Regions from separate parts of the Homo sapiens genome. Here region 2 is linked to region 1. A link is an interaction called in ENCODE POLR2A ChIA-PET data of the cell type or tissue named here. Cell type or tissue: OCI-LY7. All regions are shown on one strand.

What was found. ChIA-PET counts read pairs that join two places held together with the same protein. Peaks named below come from ENCODE experiments on the same cell type or tissue, not always from the same donor. Only the 100,000 strongest peaks of a DNase experiment are listed, where the experiment ranks them.
Region 2: POLR2A ChIA-PET joins it to region 1 with 8 read pairs; 2 of 35 experiments call an interaction of 5 or more read pairs at or near these places.

What each region holds. Positions count from the first base shown.
Region 1 is chr11:46,101,596-46,104,095 of GRCh38, forward strand. All of the region lies in intron 1 of PHF21A (PHD finger protein 21A), which reads right to left. Among named protein-coding and RNA genes, the nearest start is that of PHF21A, 19 kb to the right of the region's middle. In OCI-LY7, no CTCF peak of the experiment used is centred here; no DNase peak of the experiment used is centred here.
Region 2 is chr11:45,851,896-45,854,395 of GRCh38, forward strand. The region is part of intron 1 of CRY2 (cryptochrome circadian regulator 2); the gene reads left to right. Among named protein-coding and RNA genes, the nearest start is that of CRY2, 5.7 kb to the left of the region's middle. RefSeq lists a silencer at 423-717 and an enhancer at 704-843. In OCI-LY7, a CTCF peak has its summit at 1,119; a DNase peak (open chromatin) is centred at 1,026; H3K4me3 peaks cover 1,231 bases; H3K27ac peaks cover 1,119 bases.

The DNA.
Region 1 (2,500 bases):
AATAGATGAAATGCCTGGTATAGATCTTAGAAGCTACTGAACTGATTGACTGATTGAGACAGTGTCTCGCTTTGTTGCCCAGGCTGGAGTGCAGTGGCATGGCACAATCACAGCCTCGCAGCCTCGACCTACCAGGCTTAATCAATCCACCCAACTCAGCCTCCCTAATAGCTGGGACTACAGGCACATGCCACCACACTCGGCTAATTTTTGTATTTTTTGTAGAAACAGGGTTTCACCATGTTGCCCGTGCTGGTCTCCCTCTTTTTTTTTTTTTTTTTAAATACGGAGTCTCGCTCTGTCGCCAGGCTGGAAGCAGTGGCGCAATCTCGGCTCACTACAACCTCTGACTCCTGTGTTCAAGCGATTCTCCTGCCTCAGCCTCCTGAGTAGCGGGGATTACAGGCATGTGCCACCACGCCCAGCTAATTTTTGTATTTTTAGTAGAGACAGGGTTTCATCATGTTGGCCAGGATGGTCTCAAACTCCTGACCTTGTGATCCACCCGCCTCGGCCTCCCAAAGTGCTGGGATTACAGGCGCGAGCCACCACGCCTGTCCCTGTGCTGGTATCAAACTCCTGAGCTCAAGTGATACACCAGCCTCGGCCTCCCACAGTGCTGGGATTACAGGCATGAGCCACTACACCTAACCAGGAGCTACTGATTTTAAATCCAGCAGAGACATTAACTCAACATGTAACCATAATTAATTTCCAAGTTTTATTTTTCTTACCAAACAATTATGTTAACAATTTAAAACCACTAGGAGAAATCTAAAAAGGAAAGGGTCTGCTACTTTGCAACTATCAACCAATGACATGTAAAAGATCAATATATAATAAGGCATCAGTGGTATTCTGTATTTACAAATCAAGGAAAGAAAGCCTAGTCTTCTCAATTAATAAATCAAAATATTTTAGCAATTCACAACACCAAAATTTCCATTTTTTAATTCTCCAATTAGGTCCATGAGACTAGAGAGCAGTCTAATAAATTAATGCTTATTTTAGTTAAGTAACATGCCTGCCTCTTCCTCAACTTTGCCTCTATCTCACCCCAACCAGAAAATACAGCAATTTCTGAGGTAAAAAGGTATTTTTCTATTCTCTCTCTTAGTCCAGATATAAAGTATTTTACAAATATTCAGTTACTGTGCAAGTGATTTTAAGCTATCCATTCTCCAAATTCCAGCTGAGGGCCCAAAGTAGGGGGTATCCCCACAAACTGTTAAAGCTTAAGGTTTTGATAATAGCTCAGTATCTCCCTGTTTAAAAACTAATAATTACAACAGTGTTTTGTTTTTAAGAGAAATAGAAATAAAACAGTGGTGGCTTGAAGGGAAGGATGAATAACAGGCAGGGGACGGAAAGAGACCATCAAGAGGGTAAGCAGAGAAGCAGGAGAGGAAAGGCAACACAGGGAGTCTGGGCAATCACCGGCGGCATCTCTACACAGGAGCACCACCGGCTGGACAGGGTCCTGCAGAGCTGAAATGGGACTGCACCCCCGTCACATACAGCACCACTTTTTACAAATTAAGCAGGGACAAACTGATTTTCAAAATTGTATAATTCTTTAACTCAACCCCCAAACGCTTGTAGAATCTCTTTCTAACACATATTTATCAAAATGAAATATACTTCTAAAGTTTCCACAATTCCATTCAACCAACGGAAACAACTTTTACAGATTCTGCAAAGAGCTAAAGTAAAGAAAACTTAATACTATATATTTGCTATGCTAATTTTAAAACTATAATGCTTTACCTACTGGTCACTCTATTGCAAAGTAAGATTACAATTATTTAATTGAAAGATAACTATACAACCCATTATAAAATTGCTTAGTTTTAAAAATATTTGTCGAGCCAAAGTACACCACTTTATTTTTTAAAAAACTCGTTGGAATTTCTCCTCAGAAATGAGATACAATGTTTTAGGAACAGGGACAAAATAAAATATACACCAATTCACCTATAGTAAACACACCTATTCACCTACTAGACCTTTATCAAATGGTACAGCTGGGTTAGTGAGAACAAAAAGTTAATAGGAGCCATTATGCTACTTTAACTTAAATTCTTGCTAAGGGTAACATATACCATATTCAGAATGTTTTGGTAAGCTATTACAAATACATTTGTTGAATCACAGAAAAAAACATATCAAGGATCAAAGACCAAAAACGTTCAGATCCTGATCAGTAGTGAATGAACAAAGTTAATTATATTTTACACTTAATGATCTTTCCCCTTACCTCATTTACTGGTTTCACTTATAAGATAGAGACATTCGTAAGACAGATACATATATACATTCTAATGGATATATTAACTCAATTATTTACCCCAAAACTCCTCAAATCTGAGGAGATCATTGTACCTTTTCTCATAATCAACTTGTTCTCAGGCTCAGTTTCTAGGCTCAACATAGGTAGCTTATGACAATTAAATATAGAAAGAAAATAACAACTACCATAAGAAAACATCAGGCACCAAAT
Region 2 (2,500 bases), 250 kb before region 1:
AAAAGAATTCACTGTTATCCTCCCTCCCCCCATTAACAACAAATAAATAAAATATTCCTCAACACAGGATCAGCCATTCCTAGAGAAGGCCTTCCCTAAATATGAGTACTTAATCAAAGGATCTGCTTGTTTTATTCTAAAAGGCTAGCCTTGTAGAGTCCCTGAGTTATAGTGTCCTCTCTATATTTTTGGAAATCCCAGTCTGGTTTTCTCCAGTTCTGCCTGCCTCTGGCTCCAGAGCACTTACATAATAATGTAATTCAGTTGCACATGTTGTCTAATCCAAAGGGTAAGCTTTGCTCTCCCAGGACCATGTGCTCTGAATTTTGGCCATGTGAGCTCAGCTAAGAGCTGCCAAGGGTGAAGTGCCAGCCCCCAACACCACCATCTCCAATGCCCAGGCCAGTTTCCTTCAGAGTCCCCTCATTGGAGTAAAGAGAAATTGGAGTAAAGAGGAGGGTTCTAAGGGACCACAGAAGGCCCAAGGTTCTCTCTGGTGAAAGAATGCATATACCTGCCCACTGAGCCTTTGCCCAGTCGCAGCACTGCTCCAAATGTGAGGGACAGCTGTCACCTGGCAGGCCTCAAAGGTAGTACCCTAGTGGTGGCTTCTCATTCTCTGCATTCTCTGGCTGCCTGGAGTCTGGAGATACTGGGGACCCTCCTCACATCCCTGTCTATTGCCTCCGTGTGGTGGCTGTCCTGAGCCCTCCCTTCCCGGGTTGACTCGGGAGGGAAGTTGGAAGAAGCAGAGCATTTCTAGCAGGCCAAAGGGGAGGCAGAAATATGGATGCTCAAGAGAGAAAGTTTAGTACAAACAAACTAGAAGCAAAGAAAGGCAACTTGTAACAGAGACTAGAAGTAAAGTTCAGTTTTCTAGAGTAGTGCTTGTGAAACTTTAATATGCAAATGAATCACCAGGGGATCTTGCTAAAATACAGATTCTAATTTTGGAGGTCTGGGTTAGAGCCTGAGATTCTGCATTTCAACAGACTCCTGGGTGTTTCACAGCCAATGCTGCTGATTGTCAGACCACACTCAGAGGAGGAAAGATCTGGCAGCAGAGGTGTTGCTGGCCTTTGAGTTGGCCTGTGGTGCTCCCTAATGGCTGAGCCCAGGGCAGCACAGCCTCAGTGCTCTGTTTGTTGAGAGGCAGTGGCTGGCTAAAAACGAACATGTCAAGCCTGACAGATTGCCTAGGTTTGAATTCTGGCCACTTACTAGGTATATGATGTTGGGCAAGTTTCATAATCTCTCTATGCCTCAGTTCCCTCATCTATAAAATGGGAATAATAATATTACCTACTTGATTGGGCTGTTTGAGAATTAAATGAGGTAATGTATGTGAAACAAGTAGAATAGTGCCTGTCATTGTAAATGCTTATTAAATGTTAATCATTGCCATTATTATCATTATTTTTATTTAGTTGCTGGGTTCAGAGTTGGGCCTTCTACCAGCCTCACATCTCTGCTTCCTGCTATAAACATCTTTTGTGAAAGAAGAAAAGGGCTCTCATAGGATTAGCTGTACTTTAGAGATGCTACGAGGAATCTCTCCTTTTAGTAAATGAGGTCTAAAAATAAAGTTCTATAGAAGGCAGATTGCTACATGTTCTGGAACCTAGATTTCATGTGCATTCCAACCTTATTTATAGCTTCAAATCAAAGTCCTATGCAGCCTGGTGGACTGTGAAGGAAAAGACCCCCAAAGCGCATGGCAAGGACACTCCTGGGAGCTGCAGATGGAGGACCCTGTGTCCTGGGGTTATGAAATTTAAATCACTGCTCCTAGCCCTAGGCATTCTACCTGGCAGGGTCCAGGTTTCAGATGGCATGAGACCATTTGCATGGATTTCTCTTCTTTTCCTTCCAGAAGAGTGGTGAGGCTTGGGGGAGGCCAACACAAGTGACGCACTTGCAGCTCCCTGTTCCTTTTCTGGAGGTGACAATTTTTCAAAAACAGAAATTCACAGAGGTGGAGCTTTTGGTTTGCATAAAGCAGCATTCAACCTGTTTGTCTTCCATCCCAACCTCTCAGAGAGTCTTCCTCATGCTCTTTTGCAAACATGATGCTTTGAGCCGAGGCCAGGGCTCAGCCCATGCTAGAATGTGGGTCGGTGGCATTGGCCGTAGGAGTGTGTCAAGTTGTGTACGTCAGAGGCAGCAGTGGGGGCTGGTTCTAGTTGGCAGCCTGGGAATAGTCACTGCTTCTGTAAGCCTCCAGTAGTCAGGGAATGTGACTGTGATGTGCCATTTCTATTGTTGACAGAGAAAAATGCTGGGGATGGGTGGAGACCCAAGGGGTAGATAGCAGGTGCCTCAGAGGTATCTGTGACATATGCAGATTGACCTGTGGGTTCTTGAAGAAGAAGATAAGAATGCCAGTGGATTACCTGTAGTCACATTGCTATTAGAGAACAGGATTCCAAACTCCTGAGGGCCTGCAGAATCTCAGCCCCTGGAACAGAGTTGGTGTGCAACTAGAAATCTTTAGAAATGG